Regions from separate parts of the Homo sapiens genome. Here region 2 is linked to region 1. The links are chromatin loops, found by intact Hi-C in ENCODE. Cell type or tissue: MCF 10A. All regions are shown on one strand.

What was found. Peaks named below come from ENCODE experiments on the same cell type or tissue, not always from the same donor. Only the 100,000 strongest peaks of a DNase experiment are listed, where the experiment ranks them.
Region 2: a loop joins it to region 1, with 5 times the contacts of the local background. A loop is called at or near these places in 53 of 110 quality-filtered maps.

Annotation. Positions count from the first base shown.
Region 1 is chr9:109,312,636-109,320,635 of GRCh38, forward strand. EPB41L4B (erythrocyte membrane protein band 4.1 like 4B) reads right to left here. Exons shown (of 26, transcript NM_019114.5): 1 at 7,506-8,000. The coding sequence starts at 7,811. Among named protein-coding and RNA genes, the nearest start is that of EPB41L4B, 4.4 kb to the right of the region's middle. RefSeq lists a silencer at 7,785-7,894. In MCF 10A, no CTCF peak of the experiment used is centred here; DNase peaks (open chromatin) are centred at 3,876 and 5,756.
Region 2 is chr9:109,179,229-109,187,228 of GRCh38, forward strand. EPB41L4B (erythrocyte membrane protein band 4.1 like 4B) reads right to left here. Exons shown (of 26, transcript NM_019114.5): 23 at 6,261-6,377; 24 at 3,501-3,569. Among named protein-coding and RNA genes, the nearest start is that of FRRS1L, 16 kb to the left of the region's middle. RefSeq lists a silencer at 1,001-1,295 and an enhancer at 6,289-6,788. In MCF 10A, a CTCF peak has its summit at 4,522 (motif pointing right); a DNase peak (open chromatin) is centred at 4,133.

The DNA.
Region 1 (8,000 bases):
TCCTCTACAAATCAGGAATAACAACAGTAACCATCAACACAGTTTTTGTGAGGATTCAACAAGATAATCACCTAGATGGGGTCCCGACATCATCTTCATTTCAAAGGCAACTCACTCACTCACTCCTTTAAGATCCAGGCATACAGCCAGAACTCATCTGAATCCCCTACCCCAAGGAACCCGGAGCCCAGGGATGGGGCTTTTCTGACCCCCATCTTCCACGCGTTTCCACCTGCTGTTCCCTCCACCCAGACACAGCTGAACTCCTACACATCCTTTGGGGCAATTCCATTGTCACTCTGGGGACCAAACCTTCTCCAGCTGCCCGGGTGTGGTGGCTCACACGTGTAATCCCAGAGCTTTGGGAGGCCGCAGTGGGAGGATCTCCTGAGGGCAGAAGTTCCAGGCCAGCCTGGGCAATATAGTGAGACCCCAATGTTACCAAAAAAAGAAAAAAAAACCTTCTCCAACTCCAGCCCACACTTCAGTTGCTCACCCCCGGCACCACCCCATGTTGGTTTATGGGTATCTGTTTACTCTGTCTGCCCCTCAAGACTGGGAGCTTAAGAAACACTCTTCTCTCTCCGATACCCCTCCCCCATGCTTAATGTAGTGTAAGGGCTCAGTAAGCCTTTGCTGACTGAAGAAAACATATTGTGAGCAAACAAAAACATTTTGGAAAACAATTTAAAATAAACCAGAAATTAAAATCAGGTGGGACTAGTAAAATTAATCTAGCTCTAGAGAGAGGCCACAGAGGCTGCAGAAGGAGTGAGATTAGAGGGATTAGGGTGGTGGGGGGGCACACCAGGATGCTGCCCGGCTCCAGCCCCACTCTGCCAGGTCAGCTCTGGCTGGTAGCAGAGTCACAGGCATCCTGGGCTGGCGAGAGTCGAGACTGCCCCATAGCAGCTGCTTTCAGATGCAAGGGGACTCTGAGGTCACATCAACAAGACCTTTAACCTGCCAGCAAGAGAAAGTAATTGTGGTGAGGAGGGTCAGAGTGCCAGGCAGCTTGCTTCCTACCAAGGGAGGGGCAGCAGGCAGCACACAGCGCAGATGGCTAACAAGCACTGGGGGCTCCCCACCCCAGCTAAGAGTCCCAGGAAATGTAGAGAGGAGAGCCGAGGGCCTCACCCTAAAGAGATACAAGCTCCAAGTCGACCATCCTTATTCAACTGTGCTGAGGTGGGAGTAGACAGAGACTTCCATCAACCCACTTAAGTTCATCATTTTAAAAACATGTTTATATCTGAATATGAAATAAAGCACAGATGAATGCGCACCCCTATTTTAACAGTGTTTAATGAAACTGTAGATGTTGTTCCAACCTTTGTGTATTTTCAAATGGGTCTTCGATGAATGCATTGTAAACGAGAAATGAAAGGAGAGCACACACACGAACCTGGAAAACACACCCAGATGAATCAGCAGCTGACCCTGCCCTCAGGCAGCAGCCACGGGCTACAGGTGGAAACTGGAGTGCAGTTCCCACTGGAGGAGAAGGCTCCAGGCAGGGCAGAGAGAGGCCCGGGGAGGAGCCCACTCCCAGCCGGCCAAAGGAAGTCAAGCAGTGGGCAAGGATGGAACACGTGTTTTGAGGACAAATGGTAGGCGGAGGATTTCTGTGGTTGCCAGGCTGGATTTTTTTCTAAGTCCCCACGCAAGAATTTAAGGGAAGGCCCCACCCCCATCGACCTTCTGCTATTTCAAAACGAAACAGACCTGTGCCTTCATCCACTGCAGGGTACTAGGAACAGAATTCAATGAGATTATGCACGTGAAAGTGCTTAGCAAGTTAATATTTGTTCAGAGCCCTGTACCAGTGTAGGGTCATGTTACCGGCACTGGAGAGGCTAGGCTGCGGCCCCTTCCCCCTGCAGGCCAACCCCCGCCCCTTATTAACACTGACAAATCCAGCAAGTATAGAAGGGGAGTTAGTGCTCTTGCTTGTATCACGACACCCCCTTTGGGAAGGGTGTTCATTACCCCTCTCTCACCCCCCCCCACCTCAGCCTTTCTTTTAAAACAAAGAAGGCATATCCAAAAATAACACAAACTCATGACCCACTAGATATCCAAGGCCTCATTCCAGGTCTGAGAGGGGATGTGGGTGGGGCAAGTAGTGGAAGGCCACCTTTAGCCAATACCTACCCTACAGGGGCAAAAAAAGCAAGCCACCCAGAGCCCTGGGATAAGCCAGTGTGCCCATGGCAGCCAGAGCCTTGGGAAAGGGTAGAAATGAGAAGCTGTCTTCAACCTCCTGCGGGTCCCTTAATTCTTCCCAACCAAGAGTGAAGACAGCTCTATCTCAAACCTTCACCCTCCCCAACACACTCACCCAACTCCACCTGTGAGCTGCTCTACCGTTGCCCCCTTCTCCTAGCCAGGCCCTCATCACCCCTTACCTGACAAATGCAATGGCATGACTGGTCTCCAGTCCCTCCCCTAGCCCTCCACTCCACTGTGACAAAAATGGGCTCCCTAAAGTACAGGTCAAACCCCAGCTCAAAGACTGCCAACCCCCCTACCATTGCTACAGCAATGGTATTGCTCGCCCCATTGCTACAGCAGTTTATAATGCATGGTGTAGCTGCCTCTGTTCTCACAGTTCTAGGGCCAGGGTTTTTCACTGGCTGTGAAGAGACCACCTGCATCAGAATCACCTGGAGTAACTTGTTAAAAGTTGAGCTTCCTGATATACTGAATCAAGAAATTCTCGGGGTGTGCTCTGGGAATTTTAATGGAAGAAAAAAAATCCCAGATGAACTTTGTGAACACTGAAGTTGGGATCATTTTTTCCACTGTTTGGGAAAATCTGTTCTATTTCCAACTGCCAGGAATGTACCCCATCCCTCTTCCATGATCCTGTGTTAGGACGTGGGGTTAGTCTTCCCTCCCACTGCTGACCCTACGCTTGACACCTTCAGACGCTGACAATCAGGGTTCCCAAAGCAGCCGGTTCCAACTCTTTCACTGACTGACTGAAGGGAAGTCACTTTATAGCCACAGACCACAGCTTCCCAGTTTCTCCAATGGGCCGGGGAGGTGCTGTCCAGGGTCCCCTTCAACTCCAAAATAAGCCATATGACCTTTATGTTGTATCATGTATGTTATGTGAGATCAGAGGTTTCAGTCCTAAAATTCTAAAAACCTGGATTCTCCTGTTTTTGCTGAAAAAAACATCACTTTTCACATCCAAAGTGAAACTTTTAAAAAGCATTTCTCATACTACATCCAACTTCCAATTTCCACTAAAGAAGAGCCAAGCAATGGTTAGCCTGCCTGGCACAGCATTTTTTTTTTTAATGTCTATTACTAGAAACTTCTTCAAATCTTTCCAAAGTTCAAAGTAGAGGAAGGAGAGGTTTCTAAGATTACAACCTACTAGCAACCTTTCAGCACTCTGTTGCACCATGAGGCCTTCCCGTCACCAAATCCTCCCAACATCCCCATTTGAAAGATCAGGAAGTCAATGGCTCAGAGAGCTGCAATTGCCCAAAGCTGCAGAGCCAGGGTGCAATATGCAAAGGTAGATCTTCGAATTCTGAAATCCTCCATGTTTACACTGGACCACAATGAGTCAATGTTGAGTTCCAGATGCAGGGGAGGCAAGTGCACCAAATGCAACAATGGCCCATGGGCCGTTCCCTCCAAAGCATGGCGGGAGTGCTAACTGGCCGACCGCACATCCTAACAGCTTTCCACACTGAGCACACAGGGCAACGGGAGGCGGGGCTGAGCAACAGCCACACGAGCAAAAGCGATGCCAGGGATTTAGTCAACAGAGAGCTAATATGAGTCAACAGTGGGTGCCGCTGCCAAGCACACTAATGGGATCTTCAGCTGCATTAATAGAAGGAAAGCGTCTAGGGCAGGCCGAGGGAGGGAGTCCTGCCCTGCTCTGACCAGACCACACCTGAGGGTTGGGCAGGGCTGAGCTAGGCTAAGGAGAGGGAGGTGCTGTCGAAGGCAGGGCCAGGGTTTCTGAAGAGGACTGGCTCAGGCTGGCACTCTGGTTGGTAGGGCGAGCAAGGGCTCATCTGGAAGTTGGGTTTGTACAGCAAGTCCACTTTAGACTGCATGTTATAGATTTTTTTAAAAAGATCCTTTTATTCACATTTTATTTTATCAAAGACTGGAAAGCTGCTGACTATCCATAGCAAAGACTAAGAACACCCAGGGGCCAAGCGCAGTGGCTCATGCCTGTAATCCCAACACTGTTAGGGGCTGAGGCAGGAGGATCGCTTGAGCCTACACGTTTGAGACCAGCCAGGGCAATACAGTGAGACCCCATGTCTATAAAAATAATTTTTTTAATTAGCCGGGTGTAGTGGTGCACAACCGCAGTCCCAGCTACTAGAGAGGCTGAGGTGGGAGGATTGCTTGCGGCTAGGAGATTAAGACCGTAGTGAGCTGTGGTCGTACTACTGCACTCCAGCCTGGGTGACAGATGAGACCCCATATCCAAAAAACAAAACAAAAAAAAGAACACTCAGGGATGCTAGGTGACTCAACCTATCACCAGAGAAGGGGGCTCCAAGCCCTGTCAGAAGAAACAATTGCAGCTACTTTTCTCTTTATTATATACAACAACTGGCCTGTGGCTTTGCCAAGGGACACTGGATCTGAGACCCCATAATCTCAAGTGTCAAAGTCTCCTGGAAGTCCTTCCGATTCCCCCATCCCATCCGGCCACAGCACCCTGTCTGGGTGTGCCAGTCATATCACTTAGCATCACCCAGAATAAAAGAAACGTGTTTTCACCTGCGTTTCCCAAGAGCCTCCAGGCCACATCTCATTCACCTTTGTGTCTGCAGCACACAGCTTGGCACATTGGAGACGCCCAATAACTGTGGTCTGGACTGGACTGAGGTGCCACAGCACGGTCACACTGAGGGTGTTATTGTGTTCCAGACAATTTCAGAACACAAGCATCCTAACTAGGGCTAATAAAAAGGTTTATGACAGCACATAGCCAACTTTTAGGAGGTTGAGCAAAGGAATTCTCAAGGCTAACGCCGCCTGAGGGTTTTTATTACAAAGGAGACATTTAGCCTGGCAATGTCCCTGGGTGCCTGAGAAGCCAGCTTGGGGTATCACGGTCAAAGGTAAATCCTATCTTGCGACAAGCAGCAAGGCAACACCAGGGCCCAGGAAGCGGTAAAAATCCAGGAACACAAAAGAGAATAATGACAAGCAGGGCCAAATGTCAAAAAGGACAGCATAAAGAGTGAGCCCAGTGAAGTGGGTCTGAGGAGCAGCAAATGCTACAAATGCATTGGGGAGCTGGCCGCCTGGCGTTAACCTCGTAACTCAGAATTAATTACAGGAGCACACACTCAGATCTGGGAAGATTAGTGTAGGAGACTGTGATGCAGTCCTAATATCTAATAAATCTTTAAATCGATGAGCTGTGCCCACTGGCGATTTTTCTTCATCTTTCCTCCCTGAGAGCTCACGTGACACAAGCCAGCATTTGCTTTTTATCTGCCTGTGGACAGGGGGCATATACGTGTGTGTGTGTGTGTGTGTGTGTGTGTGTGCACGCGCATAAATACAATGTGGGCTTCACTAAGTCACATCATAGAGGAATCAAGAAATTTGCCGTCCTGGGAATACCTGGGACAGGGGAATTCTTTTGTCAAGCAGCCTTTTATAAAGTGAAGAAACCTTTTAGGATGCAAATATCCCCTTCCCCCACCAGGCTCCAGTGAGGGCTACACTGGCTGGAATCAGTCAGCCTTCCTGTCCCAACCTGTTCGTTTGTGTACCTGTTTGGGTCTATTCACCATGCACACCACTTAAGCCTGTCTCATGGAGCTGACAAGCAATACATTTTATAAACGAATCATCCCCAGGGAACAGATGAGAAAACCACCGGCAAGGAGCACTGTCAAACTTCCCAAGGATAGCATTCCTTTCCCAGATCCGAGATGCAAACTACGCCACATCCTCTCCTAACACAAGCTGCCCACTCCAGAGGCAGCCTGCTCCCCTCTCCTCCTCCCCGGCTCCTCAGGCCTCCTCTCCCAGCTGAATAAAAAGCTGGAGAGCCTCATTGTTGGGGAACAGTAACATTTTTATGCTATTTTAAAGGCAACAGCTCTAAGCACCCGAATGTTGGCTCCTTTTCCATCAATAAAAAGGCCCCAAAAGGGTATTTTCATAGCAAAATGATATCTTATGGAGAGCACAAAGAACCACAAAAATAAAATTGCCATAAATTGAAACTGTCTCGAAATTCAGCCTACACCGGGAAGCGTTAAACTCCAAGCCAGGCAGGCTCTGATTTTCCCATCTGAGACCCTTTTCACATGTTCCTAGTTCTCTCATGAAGTCCAAACATTTCTCCCACCCGGGAAGGCCTATATACTTCCTTGGAAGTCCGGGTATGTTATTTCTTCCCTTGACATCCTCGAGATGATCTGTAACATTCATCTAAAGCTCAATTACCGCTGTGTCCTCAGTCACACCCAGAAATTCCCGAAGGCACCGTCTGCCGCAGCGCCGGGTGCACAGTGGGCGCCCGATTAATGTGTGGTTTGATTTGATCTGATCTGGCCCCTTCAGCCAGGAAGACTCACTGGTAACTGGACGCCCTGCAGCGGACCGCAGCGCCGGCCCAGCTCTCAGCTGGCGCGGGGCGGGGGTGCAACCACCTGTGGGCGGGTGCCCGGGACGCAGGCCCAGGCGCCGCCGCCCTGAGGTGCCCCGCCGACCCCACGCACGGTGCCCAAGGGAGAAAGTCAGGCGCGCCTGGCCCCCCGGGCACCCCGGGGTCGACTCCCAGCGCCCCAGCAAAGGGCTCTGCCGGTGCAAGGCAGGCAGGTCTGAGACAGCCGACTCTAGAGTTAGCTCCCAAGTCACCCTACCCGCTGCGAGGAGGCTGCGGGGCAGATGGGGCTCAGGGAATGGGAATGGGGTGTATCCAGAAGGGATCAGCAGAGAGCAGAAATGGTCTAACCCCCGCCTCCCAAACTTGGGGCGCCTGCCGAGCAGCAAGCGAGGGGATCTCCTCTCTGCTGTCTCATCAAGGCCTGATGGCGAGTTTGAGGGGGGACAAGCTGGACACCCCAGGACGGCCTCACATTGATTTGAGATTTTCTACCCAATAACCCAGTATCAGGAAGACCCCTGCTGGAAGCTAGGGACGGAAGGGGAGCGCCGGCCACCCACACCAGGGGGGGCGGGGTCTCGGGACTTGGGGACCGTGTGTACTGGGGAGGGGGCGAGGCCCCAAGGACTAGGTGGGCGCCAGAGAAATCGCAACCCCGCGGCGCAATGTGCCAAGGAGGGGGCACGGGCCAAAGGTGGGGCCCCGGAAGAGACCGGGACGGGGTGGCCCAAGAAGAAAAAGGGTTGAGGAGTGCTCGGAGAAGAGGATGGGGGAGGGGATCCCCAGGGAGGTGCAAGGGAAGCGCCCCCGATGCAAGCACTGGGGGAGGGGGAGCTGCCTCCAGGGGCGCGAGGTGCCAGTGCCCCAGACTGGCCCCGTCACTCACCGGCAGGTCCACGCTCACTTCGGTCCCGTCGAGCAGGAAGACGCGGCAGTAGAGGGTGGCCTTGGCGGCGCCGGCGGCGGAGATGTGCACGGCCGCGCCGCCGGTGAGCAGGGGCCCGCCGCCCGCCGGGAACACGCTGCCCCCGGGCGCGGCGGGCAGCGCCGAGGAGGAGGCGGCGGCGGCCGGGCCCCCCCGTGGCCCCCCATCGCGCTCGTCCCCCAGCCCGGCGGCCCCGCGCCCCGCCGCGCCCCGCGCGTAGCGCTGCATGGAGCGGCGGCCAAAGGTCCGGCGCAGGAACCGCAGCATCCTGGCTGGGGGCGCCCCCTGCCTCCGCCCCCTGCGCTGCCGCTGCCGCTGCCGCTGCCGCTGCGCCGCCGCCCGGGAGCGTCCCGCGACGCCGTCAGTGCCCTCGGCCGCCCGCGCCGCCTCTCGCGGGCTACGGCCCGGGGCAAGCCCGCGCCGAGGCCGAGGCCGCGCTCTAGCCGCCTGCGGGGC
Region 2 (8,000 bases), 130 kb before region 1:
GCAAGAGCCCAGCTGTTGAAACCCAGCTCCATCAATGCTAGATCGACTGCCAGACCAACTTTGTGCAGAGCTTCCCAGCGCTGCTAAACAACCCCTGTCACTGTCGCCAGGATAGGTCTGGAGGCCTGTGGAGAGGCCAAACCTGCAGAAAGTTCAAGTGTCATGATCTTGGCAGGAAGGAGATGAGAACACTACACACAGGGGTGAGAAAATTGAGAAGCTGAAGCCCATGAGCTTGGCTTCTGTTACCATCTACCTGTCACTGCCTCCCTAGTCATTGTTTCCAGTCTAGTCCACTCTCTTGAGTTACAGACTTGGATTTCCAACTGCCCATTCATTGTGTCCACCTGGATGTTTCAAAGGCATTTCTAATCCATCATGGCCAAAGGCAAACTCATCTCTCCCAACCAAGTCTTTTTCCAAGTTTCTTTATCTCAGTGAATGGACCCACTGTCCATCCACATTCTGCAAATCAGAAATATGGGAACCATTTCTGACCCTCTCTCTGCCTCATCTAATCCTGAATCTTACCAGCCTCCTAAATATCTTCCCTATCTGTGCACTTCTGTCCACCTCCACCAGCAAAACCACTGTGGGTCAAGCTTTCTGCTCTCTCTCCCTTAAGCCACTGTCCTGCGTTTCCAGGCTACTGTCCTGAATCCACTCTGCCTGGATGCCACTGTCCTCCCACTGTGATCACAGGGATCCCTTCCAAGTGCATCTGCCCTGTCACTGCCCTGCTCAAAGTCCCTCAAAGATTTCCTGTTGCTCGTAGGATGGAGATCAGAATCCCTACTGTGGCCTACAAGGCCAACATGGTTGTGCCCCTCCAGTTTTATCACCACCTACATCCCCTTCCTCCTCTCTCACCCAGCCCTGCTTGCTTTCCGCATCCCAGTCCCACTGGCCTGTTTTTCAGTCCCTTGAATGTGTGATGACCCCGCCCGCCCTGGGGGTCTGGCTCATGCTGTTCCCTCTGCTGCTCCAGCTGTCTTCGAGCCACTCTTGCTCAGTTCTTAAAAGTCCCAGCATGGTTTCTGCCATTGGCTTCCTGCTCCATCTTGGCCCCCAGCTTTCGGGAAGGGCTTCCCTGAGTGTCTCACAGCACTGCCAAGGCTGGGCAGAAGGCCAGAGTGCCCCACTATGGCCAACCAAGGGAGGTGGAGCCGGAGCTTCCAGCTGGGGAGCTGTGTCCAGCAAGACTGCAGGGAGCCAGGACGAGTGTCAGGGAAAGAGCATCTAACATTCTGGCAGAGCCCCATGTCTCTGCCCTCTCATTCTTAAAAGGCAGATGCTGGAAGCAGCTCATGACCCTAGAAATGGACTGTTCTAGGAACCTGTTTTTCCCTCCGCCTGCCCTGCTGGACACCTTCCCACCTCTGCTCATCCTCTGAAACTTGAATCAGCCACTGCTCTCTCCCTCCCTGTGTGGCTGAAGCCATGTTGGGTAGTGGCCATCATCCATCTCGTAAGACTGCACTTAGAGCTACCTTTAGCCACCCACAGCCCACCTCACAGATCCTCCAGATGGCACAAAAACCCTTCGGAAGGAGCTTCAGGGATCATAGAAATTGCAAGCTCTGGTTCCCGGGAGGAGGACAGAGTGAGAGGAAGGAGGTGTGGACCCCAGATTCCTCACTTCTGCTCCATCTAATTGCTCATTATACAGTGAGCTTCTGCAGAAGCTTTCATTTAAAGAATGAGTTGAGCCCTGAAAAGAAGCATGAACATTATCAAACTCTCTCTTTGTAGATGAGGAAACTACAGGATTTAAACATTTGGCAGAATTTTTTAAAAAATCAAGACAGGGTCTCACTCTGTTGCCCAGGCTGGAATCCAGTGGTGCAGTCATAGATCACTGCAGCGTCAGCCTCCTGGGCTCCAGAGATCCTCCCGCCTCAGCCTCCTGGGTAACTGGGACTACAGGCAGCTAATTTATTATTATTATTATTTTGTAGGGACAGGGTCTCTCTATGTTGCCCAGGTTGATCTCGAACTTCTGGTCTCAAGCGATCCTCCCACCTCAGCCTCCTAAAGTGCTGGGATTACAGGCATGAGCCACTGTGCCTAGCCTTGGCAGAATAAATAAGCTGCCCAGTGACACCCAGAGAGGTGGTGACAAGAAGTCTGTTGTCAGGGTGACTGGTTCTTGTTCATCACAGCACCCTGCCTCTCCAGCCTTGAGAAACAACAATCATAACTGACAGGTGTGGGATGTTTTGTGGTTGGTAAAACACTTTCAAATTCTTGGTCCCTTTTGATCCTTGCCCCAACAGGATATGAGGAGGATATTCTTACTACTACTTTCACCTTAAGTAAGAAGAGGGGGCAGGCATGGTGGCTCATGCCTGTAATCTCAGCACATTGGGAGGCCAAGGTATGAGGATCACTTGAGCCCAGGAGTTCGAGACCAGCCTAGGCAACATAGTGAGACCTCATCTCTAAAAGCAAAAAAGAAAAAGCTGCTGGTGGTCAGGGTAGTAAAGTGACCTACCTAAGACCACACCATTATCAAGATCCAACCCAAAAGAATTGAAAACAGGTGTTCAAACAGATACATGTACACACATATGCATAGCAGCACTATTCACAATAGCCAAAAGGTGAAAACAATCCCAAAACCCCCAATAAATGAGTGGATAAACAAATTGCAGTATATAGATACAATGGAATAATATTCCATCATAAAAAGAAATGAGGCTGGGCATGGTGGCTCACGCCTGTAATCCCAACACTTTGGGAGGCTGAGGCAGGTGGATCACCTGAGGTCAGGAGTTGGAGACCAGCCTGGCGAACGTAATGAAACCCCACCTCTACTAAAAATACAAAAATTAGCCAGGCGTGGTGGCAAGCAGCTGTAATCCTAGCTACTCAGGAGGCCGACGCAGGAGAAACACTTGAACCTGGGAGGTGGAGGTTGAAGTGAGCCGAGATCGTGCCACTGCACTCCAGCCTTGGCAGTAGAACAGATCTCAATCCGTCTCAAAAACAAACAAACAAACAAAAAAAGAAATGAAGTATTGATACATGCGTGGATGAACCTCAAATACATTATGCTAAGTGAAAGAGGCCAGTCACAAAAGGTCACATATGATACAATTGATTTATATGAGATATCCAGACTAGGTAAATCCACAGACACAGAATGCAGACTGGTGGTTGCCAGCAGGTAGGAACAAAGGGAAAATGAGGAGGAACTGCTTAATGGGTGTGAGGTTTTTGGAGGACGCAATAAAAATGTATTGGAACTGATAGAAGTGGTCACTGCACAACACTGTGAATGTACTGTCACTGAATTGTCACTTTAAAATGGTTAATTTTATGTCAATGTCACATCAATAAAATAGAGGCAGACTGCAAATCCAAGTTTCTTCCCAACCTCACAGAGTTCAACGGTGATCAAAAGAAGCGGTTGACCTTGCTGTCTGGCATCCCGCAGAAAAGCACACCGCATGGGAACAAGGGTTTAAAATGCACATCTGTTTTCTGGATCTACTTACAGTAAACTGTGGCCCTGTGGTGAAAGTATCAGGAAACGGGTTCATTGTATCAACCGGGAATGTTTTTATCTTCAAAAGAGAGAAAGACAAGGGGGTTACCTTCAGATTAGAAAACAAAGTTTTGCAATCTTTGGCAGCGCACCTTTAAAATGGAACCAAAGGATTCAGGGGTGCCCCCGCAGAGCCTTCATCACTCGTGTAAGGGCACATACAAAGGGTCCCTCAGGAGTGTGAGCTGGTGGTTGTATCTGTGCCTGGAGTTGGACTGCAGGACGGGCCTCAGCAGGGATGACAGCCTGGAGTCTCGTGTTCCTAGAGCGCCCCCACACTTGCCTCCCCCTGGAGCTGCCTTCAGCGGGATCTGCTTGGCTTTCCAGGCCTGACTCATAAAAAGCCACAATCAAGGTGGATAATGAGGGAGTCAGAGTTGCCTGAGGTGGCTTCTGATGACTTCTCCATAGCTGTGGGAATGGCCTAGAGGCTGCTGAGAGGTCACATCCTGGGACACGGTCTCTTACAGCAGGCAGGGTACAAGGCGGCTGGGCTAATTAAGCTAGAAAGTATTCCCTGTCTAATCACTTCAGTTACTGGACTCCCTGTACGCTTTGGCCAGTAGAGGGAGACCTCAGGGAAACCCGTGGAAGCATGGGAGAATCCTGCCCCCACGGCCTTTGGGAACAGATGGCTTGATGCACAAAGATGCCCAGTGCTGGGAGTACCTGTAGTACTGAGCTAGTCTGAAAAAGGCCAGACGAACAGCTGATCAGGTAGTGGTGGTGAAAAAGACTCTTGACTTCCATGTCTTTCTCTTTGGTCATTTTGTCTTTGGCCTCCTGGAGAACTTGGGAAATGGAAGGGCTTATTTTTTCAAGCTGGCCTAGGGTACGTCATCAGGCCCAGGAACCAGATGACTCTGACACCAGCTTTGTGCACATTCCTGGGGGACAGAAACTGTCTGCACACCTGCTGGTGAATGCATACCATACCACCCGCCAGCAGAGGGCTGCAGGCAAGACACCAAGGCCACCACTGCCCAGGGGCAGCAGGCTTTGTGTGTCTCGAGGTCTTGCCTGTGGACACTGGGATAGCTACTCAATGCTCTTCAGTGGCTCCAATGGGAGGGTGAGGCAGGGATGAGTAAGAACACATTAGCTCAGACCCAAATCAGCCAAGCTTTCCCAAATGGGTAAAGCAAGTCTCCCCCATGTGGGGATGACAATATCCTTGCCACGTGTACTGAGATGTCCAGCCCAAGCCTGCTCCCCTTCCCCCAAATTTCTTTGGTCTCTTTACACATCTCAAAATTGCCAGAATAGGCCTGAAATTGCCTTTTTGACTCAGGTGAGAGAAGGACCCTTGGGGTGAAGTCTTGGGGTACATTCTCCTCTTGTTGCCTATTGAGTCAGCATGGTGCTCTGAGACCAATATCCTAGCAGAAAGTAACAGACAGATAAGACTCTCAGATCATCATGAAGCAGAAAGGGAAAGTGGTTTATTTATTTATTTTTTGAGACGGAGTCTCACTCTGTCACCCAGGCTGGAGTGCAGTGGCGCAATCTCAGCTCACTGCAACCTCCGCCCCCCAGGTTCAAATGATTCTCTTGCCTCAGCCTTCTGAGTAGCTGGGATTACAGGCACGTGCCACGATGCCCAGCTAACTTTTGTATTTTTAATAGAGTTGGGGTTTTACATGTTGGCCAGGCTGGACTCAAACTCCTGACCTCAGGTGATCTGCCTGCCTCAGCCTCCCAAAGTGCTGGGATTACAGGCGTGAGCCACTGTGCCCTGCCAGAAAGTGGTTTATTATTGCTATGAAAGAAAGGTGAAAGTTAGCAATCTCAAAGAATTATTTTATACCTGCTGTAAATTAGAAAAATAGATTTCAACAATTACACTCTGTGTTGCTAAGGCTGTGGAGAAAAGCAAAGTCACTCTCTTCTGATGGCACTATCTGTTAGCACAACCACTTTAGAAAGGGGGCAAAAGCCAAAGTCACCATGTTTAATCCAGCAGGGTATAGCCTAAGAAAATAAAATTCCTGATGCAAAAAGCTATATGTGTTCTCCCAAATAATGACAAACTGCGAACAAAGCGCACATCCTGTAGTAAAGAATGTGTTAGATAAATGGTAGACCATTCACTTGATGAAATACAAATAGTCATATAATGTGGTAACAAGAACAAGCTAGAAACAACATAGCAGCATTAAGTGAAAAGAGGAAAACAGGAGAGAATATGGTTACTATGATTTAACTATGTAAAATTATGAATGATATGAATAAATAGAAGGAAATATGTAAAAATGACAAAAAATCATGCTAAATTGGGATGACAGGTAATTTTGTTCACATTGTCAGGTAGCACTCCTATTACATCATTAGCTTGATAAATAGCAGAAGAAGACAAGTTTAAAGAAGTTTTATTTTCAATAGAAATGCAACATAAGAGTCCGTCTGGTGAGTACCAAAGCATATATTTCTCTCTGGGGAAAGCATCTATGCTCATCAAAATTCTAGGAAAACAAACTCTTCTTGATTCTTGAGACCTAGAGGCGAAGTGGGCTCCATAGCTGCATGTTCCAAACTGACCAGGGCCAGCTGGACTCCAAATCCTCCATCCATCTGGAGTGAGGGCACCTGTCGATGGGCTCTGCCCGAGATCTGGGGCTTCTGCACGCCCACCCAGGCTTCCACCTCGCCTGGTGGCTCCTGCCCACCTCACCTCTCCTGGCCAGGCCCCTCTCCCTGCCAGGGTACCTACCAGCCTCGTTTTGATTGGAGGGTACATGCAAACTCCAGTGGTCTCTTCCTTCATGGGGAGAGAGAGTGGAGGAGAACAGCGAGAGTGGGCACAGTGGGGGTTGCTGGCGGGCTCTGCCTGCTCACGAGGAGAGGAGAGAAGGGGAGGAGGAGGTGGCAAGAGAAGGGGAGGAGGAAGAGGAGGTAGGGGAAGGGAAAGGAGAGAAAGACAGCACAGTGCAAGACAGATCTGGCAACTCCAGACTGTTCTCAAGCCAGCCTCACCCACAGCCTACTTCCAGGCTCTGGCCAACTGGCTTCTGGTCCCACCCCCCACCCTCTCTCTCAGCCTTCTTTTCTCCTTTCTGTCTTTCATCTGTTGTCTCCATCATCTGAGCAGATGACATACCAAGACCCCATTCCCAGGCCTGGTAGGTAGAGGCTATCTCCTGTGCCAACTGCACAGGACAGGTAGTGGCTTCTTGGCACGCGGTTGAGGGTTCTGAAGCATTGCCCAGGCCAAGCCAGAAAGATAGCCAGGATGACTTAGTGATGTGAGCCATGGAGGAAGTGAGGAGTGGCCACACACTTGAAGCATTTGCCTTCCATGCTCAGTGCCCTCCTGCACTCTGCTGAACAAGGGCACACACTGTGGTATGTCAGTGAGTGGATATCAACAGAGGGCACCAGGAAAGAAATATATCATGGGGAGAAACATATCGTTTCATTTCCCTTTTTTTTTTTTGAGACTCGCTCTGTCACCCAGGTTGGAGTGCAGTGTCATGATCTCAGCTCACTGCAACCTTTGCCTCTCAGGTTCAAGTGATTCTCCTGCCTCAGCCCCCAAAGTAGCTGGGACTACAGGTATGCACCACCATGCCCAGCTAATTTTGTAATTTTAATGGAGACAGGGTTTCACCATGTTGGCCAGGCTGGTCTCAAACTCCTGACCTCAAGTGATCCACCCGCCTCGGCCTCCCAAAGTGTTGGGATTACAAGTGTGAGCTACCATGCCATATTTTTTAAGAGACAGGGTCTTGCTCTGTCACCCAGGCTGGAGTGCAGTCGTGTGATCACAGCTCATGGCAGCCTTAAAATCCTGGGCTCAAGCAATCCTCCTGCCTCAGCCTCCTGAGTAGCTGGGACTACAGATATGTGCCACCATGCCTGGCTAATATTTTAATTTTTCTTTTTTATAGAGGCGAGGTCCCACTATGTTGCCCAGGCTGGTCTTGAACTCCCAGCCTCAAGAGATTCCCCACCTCCTCGGCCTCCCAAAGTACTGGGATTACAGGCATGATCCATTGTGCCCAGCTGTAACATATAGTTGAGGATTTCATATGTCTTGGCTCTTTGTTATCTGTGTTCAGAAAACAAACTGACCCTGACCCATGACGAGATGCATGGGCCCAGCCGTGGCATCTCGTTTGACACTGGGACACCCTGCTACTTAGCTGGAAAATACCAAACATTGTGAAAAAAGTGCCACATCCTTTGGGATACGCAGGGTTCTCCACCTTATCCTTGAATAGCACCATGCGCCCAGCAGAGGTCCAACAGCTTGTACTGGTGAGGATGAGGTTGGAGGACAGAGGATGCTTGATGTTAGGAGAGGGAACCACGGACAGGGTTATTTTGGGTTTCAGGGAGGGACCATTTGCTCCAGAGAACAAATATACACGTCTTTTATCTCAAGAGAGTTTCCTTAAATAGTTGATATCATCCTGCTGTGAAGAATAAAACACAGCCCCTGGGTAAGTTT